Linked DNA regions of Mus musculus: regions 2 and 3 are each linked to region 1. Evidence: chromatin loops called from intact Hi-C (ENCODE). Cell type or tissue: left cerebral cortex. All regions are shown on one strand. Region 1 has its middle 49 kb from the start of Gm40107. Region 2 has its middle 1.5 kb from the start of Gm40108. Region 3 overlaps Gm40108 (a long non-coding RNA gene).

Region 1 (2,500 bases):
CACACACACACACACACACCCCGAGTGCAGAGGTAGATTGATCTAACTATAAAGCATAAATGTGCAGGAAAATGGTATTTCTCTCTGAGTATGACTTATTTCGCTCAGTATAATGATGTCAGTTGCATCTATTTCCCCAAGTGTCAGGGGTCCATTTTTCTTCACAGTTGAATGCTGTTCGATTGCTCATAGGGCCACACTTTTTTTTTTTTTTGTGGCTTTTGATCTCAGTTCCCTTAGCCACAACACAAGAGTCTGAACTCTAGGAAACTTTAGGGCAGTGGCTCTCAACCTTCCCAGTGCTGCAACCCTTTAATACAGTTCCTCATGTTGTGGTGACCCCCAACCATAAAGTTATTTTTGTTGCTACTTCATAGCTGTAATTTTGTGACTGTTATAGATTGTAATGTAAATGTCTGATATTTGACCCCAAGGGGCTCTCGACCCACACACAGGTTTAGAAACACTGCTTTAAGGCCTTTGAAATCCTTTTCAACTCGAAACTATTTGATTAAGATTAAGTCTATTATCAACTGAAAAGGCATTCATTCCTCAGGCTGCCATAGTGGTTTCTAATGCGATCTTTCTTCTTGAGTTCACCCCTCAGAGTCTACAGTCACATGGCTCCCTGGAGTGTTTTGCAGAGTGACATCTTAGCCCTTAGGATACTACTTCAAAAAAAAAAAAATCATTGATCTAGAACTACAGAATCTATCTCCCTAGGAATTCACAGTGCTATTTAAAACTCTTAGTACTTTTTTTTTGGGGGGGGGGGGAGTACGTGTGTAACTTTTTTTACTTCATGGTTTTACAAGTGATACATCTGGGACCAACTGTGTTAATAATTTCCCTACAGTCTGAATGGTAAATAGATGTCACGATGGTCCTGCTGTGAACGTACAATGATGCCATGTTTACTTATCCCCCTTCTTGGTGTCACTTACTGACCGAAAAGTGATCGTTAGGGTGAGATATTAGTATTAATTCCCACCCCAGTGTTGTCAACAGCTATAAAAGATTCCTTCCAGTTGACCAGAAGAGGGAAGCAGAGGACCTAAGATGGCACATGAAATCCCTAAAGTGAGTTTGGAATAAACACAGAAACACTGAGTCTGGAGGCTTCTCTTGGATTGTCCTTTGACAGAGCGATCCATACACAGTTCAAATGTCATCTCGGGAACAAGCCCCTCGCTGTTGTCAAAAGCAGGCACTTCAGACCGTTCATTATGCATTTGCCAGCTTCCGGAGGAAGTGGGAGCAGCAGGGGATTATCATAAAGGAGCTGACTGAGGCATCCAGGGAACCAAAAGCAGGTTAGAAAGGGAACAGGCCCGAGCCTATAGTAGCAGCTCCTTGAGCTGAGGCCTCAGCTCCCAGGGCTGGGGATTACAGATGTGCGCGCGCGCGCGCGCGCGCACACACACACACACACACACACACACACACACACACACACACAGCCAGCCTAAGTTGGTCTTCAGCAGGGATATTTTCCTCTTTGAGCTTGCTTTCATCTCCCATTCAGAGACTAGCAAGCAGGTAACGAATGCTAGGCACTGCACCTGGGTGCAGTTTCTATCTCTTCCTGTTCCCTAAACTAAAAAAACAAAAAAACAAACAAACAAACAAACAAAAAAACAAAAAACAAAAAAACCCTCTTATAAAGACTCATGCTGTGCGTATGTGTACACGTGTGTGTTTGAGTGTGTGTTCATGAGTTGTGTGTGTGTGCATGTGTGTGTGTGCTTTTGTGTGTGTGTTTGAAGGCCAGAAGAAAATGTTGACTAGTTACAGATAATTTTGCAAAGAGAAAGGGGTATAGGGAGGAGTAAGTGGGAAGGAGTGGAGAGAGAGAGAGAGAAGAAAGAGAGAGGGCTTTTAACCACTGAGCCACTCTCCAAGCTCCCATCCTCTCCCTTTCATTTATAAACAATCTCTTTCTCTTTCTCTGTCTCTCTCTGTCTCTGTCTCTCTGTCTCTGTCTCTCTTTCTCTTTCTCTCTCTCTCTCTCTCTCTCTCTCTCTCTCTCTCTCTCTCTCTCACACACACACACACACACACAAATAACCATACTAAACCCAAATCATACTAAATCAGGCCATGGCCCTGAACGTGCCTAGAGGAGCTTCAGCTGTTAGAATGTCGCTTTCCTCTGCTGACCACCCTAGGAATTTGCCGGTTATGCTCACAACAGCTGGCTACATTTTCTACCCTCAAGCAGAGTTCAGGCTCCAGGGTTGGGTTTCTATAGGAGGAGCTTTTCTTCTCATCAGACTATTTCGCAGATTCAAGTTTTCCTATAACCTTTCTTGGGCCAAGAATGCATGGTCCTTGTTCCCAGCTGACTGGAACACCTGTCAAGGTCCTAATTCTTTGCAATGACCTTAGTCATTGCCTCCTATACAATGTAGATTTCAAACCATGTGTATCTTACCTCCCCAAAGACAGAAAATGCTGAGTTTGAGCCATAGAGCCAGCAGGTCTGATACTCCTACCCCAA
Region 2 (2,500 bases), 140 kb after region 1:
GGCAAAATATGCCTCTAGATTCTTAAAAGCTGGGCTGTGGGTTGGTGAGGGGAAATGATTGTAAAAGCCAACTGTTCTGTTACGGTTTATCAGTGATGACTAAACTTATGACCAAGAGGAAGTTAAAACCTGTGTCAAGGGACAACGTGATAGGATCTATGTCTTGGAACAACATGAATCTATCCCTGCCTGCTGAGCTCTGTATAAATAAGGAAACACCTGGACTGCCAGTCGGTCAGGCTGCAAGAGTCCCCCGACCCCGTGCCTGACTCACCCCTCCCTCACAGACCCCTTATCTCTTCTGCAGGGCCTGGTCATCACCAGGGCTGGCCATCACCGGGGCTGGCCTCCAGCATTCACTAGATTTAGCTCAAAATATAGAAATGAAGAAGTGGAGACTGAGAATAACAAGTCTTTCTCAGCATGTGTAGTAATTAGCTTGATGGAGTAATTCTGCAAGGTCCTCTGCATATATAATCTATATTATACTGTATATACTAATATGTATATAGTATTACATTAAGTATACTAGATAAGCCTCTGGCTTAACCTCATCTCACTCATTTCATCTGAGGAATGATCAGTCTGGAATCCTGCTGGTGGAAAATGAAACCACAGCCCAAGTTCTACCTACACCATTTTATACGGGGTGCTATTTTATATGGGGTGCCACTTTATACGGGGTGTGGAATCTGGGAAGGAGCTGTAGACAAAACGCTTGTGGGCCCCAGATAGGATGATGTGTCTCCAACTCTAGAGAACACAACAGAGTGACTCTAGCAATGCATTCCTGTTTGTCTTTACATTGTTTTGACAACAGGATGCTGTGATTTGGATTGTAAATACCCCCGAAGGCCCACACAGGCCTTGTTGCCAGTCATGTGCACCCTGCTGGAAGGTGATGGAGCCTCTGTGGGCTGAGGGTGGCTGGAGGCTGAATGGTTACCAGCTCTTTCACTGCTCCCTGTTCTGCAGCCTGCTTCCCAGTTGTCACCAGGTAAAAAGACACAGATCAGCGCCACCACCAGGCCATTGACGGCAGACTGAAACCTCTGAATGGAGAATCAAAAGAATCTTTCCTTCTTGATTATCTGGAACCTATTGTTACAAGAGTGGAAACCTAGTGTGTGAGACTAATAAGACCTACCTTACAGTGCCTGTGGACATACATATATATGGCATAGATAGATAGATGATAGATAGATAGATGATAGATAGATAGATAGATAGATGATAGATAGGTAGAGAGAGAGAGAGAGAGAGAGAGAGAGAGAGATAGATAGATAGATATAGAGAGATAGAAAGATAAATATATCTTCATAGTTCTTTGTCTTCATTGGTTTCACGTAAGTGTCTCTCTCAGTGACCTCCCGAGTCCCTAATGCTCTGTCCTTGCACCCTCACACAGTGCCCTGGTTCCCACCCATCCCCATGACTGCTGCTTCCCTTGCGGCTTCTGCAGAACACTACAGTACAGAGACCTAAACAGAGCTCTGCTGGGGCTGAAATGCCCAGGTTTTCACGGCATTGTCAGGGATATTTCACAGAGACTTTTACAAGGATAATAATGGCGATCTGGGAGCTGATTTTAATATTTTATAAAAGTCTAATCTGAAATACTGTTATCAGCAGTAAAGCTTTACAAAGCAAATAAAACATAGATTTTTTTCCTTTGTCCTTTGGAATGGAATTATATAAAACAACTGTGCATTTCATGAGAAAAAAATTAAAAATAAATATTGTTATGAAGCCCCGTAAGCTGCAAGAGAATTAATATATATATTAATATATATAATTTTTGCCTTTAAAACACTCACGGTGCAGCAAAGATAAACTTAATAGGTGTGATGATGTGTGAAGATAATTACAGGCATTCAAATATATTTGGGAGCTTAATCTAGACATGAGTAGGGTTGGGTGGTCATGGAAGACTTCCTGGAGGAAATGGGACTAAAAGGCTTCTGGGAAATATCCAGGCAAAGGCTGTGTGAAGGCTACAGAAAGAGGCCAGGTGAGAGGTTCCATATAAACGGGTTAGAAAGTGCATGGAACTAGACATGAAAGAAGCTGTGTCCCACGGGGCACCAGAAGAGACCAGAGCAGAGGTGGGTAGAGGTATGCGGGTGACGTCATGTTACCTCACTTCTGTTTCAGAAGCTATCTGAAAGTGAGTATGGCAGTGGTGCACACCCAGCACTCGGGAGGCTGAGGCAGGAGGATGATGAATCTCTAGCCAGCCTGTGTCACACAGTGTAGCCCTGTTTCAAAGTAAACAAATAAAACATCTGGGAAAGTGGTGCAATAAAGACCTATGTATCCTTCACCAAGCTACTGCAGTAGAGACAGAGAGAAAAGAGAGAAAGAGGCAGAGAGAACACAAATGACTTGGGGAAGTGGTAACAATATTTGCTAAGATGTGTAACAAACACCGGTAGCTGCTGGATCTTCCCCATGGTGTCTCCAACAGGGACCCAGAGCAGAACTACAGTGCAGAGAGGGG
Region 3 (2,500 bases), 140 kb after region 1:
GAGAGAAAGGGAGAAGGAAGAGAAGGAGGAGGTAGCCATCGAGCCATGAAATTACCAAGCTGTGAGGTGACATGAAGGACACTCGGATCGGAGGGACAGCAGAGACAATCAGTGTAGATGCTGACTTTTTGAGTCCATCTGCATAACACTCTGGGAAAAGGGGCATGAGTGGAGGTAGGTAAAGATGCCAGTGGTTGCCAGGAGACTGGAAAGAGGACCAGCGGAGGAGATGCTGCACAGGGGACTTTGGAGACTGACTCTGTGGTGGCTGAATCATGTTGTGCATTTGTCAAAACCTATAGAACATAAGCCGCCAGTGTGAACCCTGATGCAAACCGTGACATTCAAGTGACTACACCATGACTTCAGTTCACACACTGACACGTCACTGTGGTGCAGGATGTTGGGGGTGGGAGGGTGTCTTACATTGGGAGAAACATTATCCACTCAATTTTGCTGTGAAGCTAAAACTGTTCTTTTAAATGTTTATTTATGCTACAACCAGGAGATAGTTCGGGGGCAAACGGCAAGCTGTGTCAACGTGAGGCCCAGAGTCCAGATCCCCAGTGCCCACATAGATGTTAGGTGGATATGGCTGCCTTCTTAGCTGGCTCGATTAGGTGAGCTCTGGGTTCAAGTGAGAGACGTTGCCTCTGACGGCAAGATGGAGAGAGAGAGCAGGGGTGTACCTAACACTTGTCCAGACACGGAACCATGCAGACAAGTTTATACTTTAAAATCATGAAAATAGATGTAAAAGTGTGCCATCCCAATGAACAACCAATGACCTATTTCACATCCTTTTCCCCACTATAAATCTTTGAAAGTCAGCACATACTTTATACAGCATATCTGAATTTGGACTAACCATTTTTCAAGTGAGTAACAGCTGCACGAGGCAGCTGATTCCCACATAGCAAAGCAGGGGACTGGGAAGTGGCTGTGTGGGATGCTCTGCCAGGACCGTCCTCTACTCTTCCTAACTCCCCAACTCCGGAGGGCAGCATTGCTCCAAGCCTTGTACAAAATGAGGACAAACTGCTGTTTGTTCAATAAAAGCAGCTTCCAAGCCAGTCTCCAAGCCCACGGTGGCTCTCAGCCTTCCTAATGCAGTTCCTCGTGCTGTGGTGATCCCAGCCATCAAATTACTTTTGTTGCTGCTTCATAACTATAAACTTGCCACTGTTATGGATCATAATGGAAATATCTGTTTTCAGATGGTCTTAGGCGACCCTCGTAAAAGGGCCATTCAACACCCGCAAGAACCGCTGTTCTAAGCCTTTCCACCAAGATTGCTGTCTCTCAGCCCCTCATATACAAATATTTGGCAGCCTCATCCTGTACCCCCACCTCAGTTCAGACCTACCACAGATCCACAGCAACCATTTTCTTAGCAGAGCAACACGGAACGTTGAGGGCAGAAGGGCTTGGCTACATCAGAAATTCTGGAAAACGACATGTGTTGCTCATTAAATAAGAGAAGGAAATAGGAAATGTTGCCTCAGTGCAAAAGATAGAAAGTTCTTCCAGGTTCTACATACCGCGCAAATAAATGAACATTTTATTAAAATGAGTGCTGATTTAAATGCTTCTTAGGAAATAGGTACTTAAGGAAAAATAGCTGCTGTCAATCTAGAATGCATAGCTAGGCTCTGCCTGAGTAGGTGAGGGAGATTTATATTTTCTTGCAGCTGGGAACATTATTTATATTTCCTCCCACATCTCTGGAACTAATGTATTAACGTCTCTATATACTATGATGTATTATAATCTACTCATGCTGGAAATGCTGTTACTAAGCTGTGGGCGACCTGTGCTCGGAAAAGTTGGCTGTCGTCATCTGAATTAGAAGAGATGCTGCATTCAACCACAGCCTGTCCTTTTATGGTCATTCTCAAGGTCTACCACTCAGTGGAGTGAGGGGAGAGACCGTTTGTGTGTGTGTGTGTGTGTGTGTGTGTGTGTGTTAATAGCTCTGCCAAAGGAAGGGAAAGAAAAGTCAGAAGGGGGTTCAAGTATAAAAACAAAAGCCATGCAGCCCCCAAAATCCTGCAGACAAAGCAGAATAGTGTGAACGGCACATGTGGCACGTGGGGGGAGTATGCACTTGTGTGTACATGGGCATACACTGTGTGTGTGGTCATGCACTTGTGTGTATGTATGGGCATACACTTCTGAGTGTGTATGGGCATGAACTTGTGTGTGTGGGAGGCATGCACTTGTGTGTATGTGTACATGGCTATGCACTTGTGTGTGTGTGGTCATGCACTTCTGTGTGGGGGCATGCATTTGTGTGTGTATAAGGGCATGCACTTGTGGGGGACATGTACTTGTGTGTGATTGTGTGTATGGGCATGCAGTTGGGGGGGACATGTACTTGTGTGTGTGTGAGCATGAACTTCTTTGTGTGGGGGGCTTGTGTGTGCATGGACTTGTGTGTGTACATGGGCGTGCACTTGTGTATGTGTTCATGCACTTGTGTGTGTGGTCATGTACTTGT

The links. Hi-C counts contacts between places; a loop is a spot of excess contacts. Peaks named below come from ENCODE experiments on the same cell type or tissue, not always from the same donor. Only the 100,000 strongest peaks of a DNase experiment are listed, where the experiment ranks them.
Region 2: it touches region 1 in a loop (5-fold over the local background); 23 of 42 quality-filtered maps call a loop at or near these places.
Region 3: it touches region 1 in a loop (3-fold over the local background); 22 of 42 quality-filtered maps call a loop at or near these places.

Annotation. Positions count from the first base shown.
Region 1 is chr3:100,767,189-100,769,688 of GRCm38, forward strand. No RefSeq gene overlaps it. Among named protein-coding and RNA genes, the nearest start is that of Gm40107, 49 kb to the right of the region's middle. In left cerebral cortex, a CTCF peak has its summit at 1,032 (motif pointing right); a DNase peak (open chromatin) is centred at 1,142.
Region 2 is chr3:100,906,139-100,908,638 of GRCm38, forward strand. No RefSeq gene overlaps it. Among named protein-coding and RNA genes, the nearest start is that of Gm40108, 1.5 kb to the right of the region's middle. In left cerebral cortex, a CTCF peak has its summit at 1,017; no DNase peak of the experiment used is centred here.
Region 3 is chr3:100,909,851-100,912,350 of GRCm38, forward strand. The region is part of intron 2 of Gm40108 (a long non-coding RNA gene); the gene reads left to right. Among named protein-coding and RNA genes, the nearest start is that of Gm40108, 2.2 kb to the left of the region's middle. In left cerebral cortex, no CTCF peak of the experiment used is centred here; DNase peaks (open chromatin) are centred at 960 and 1,837.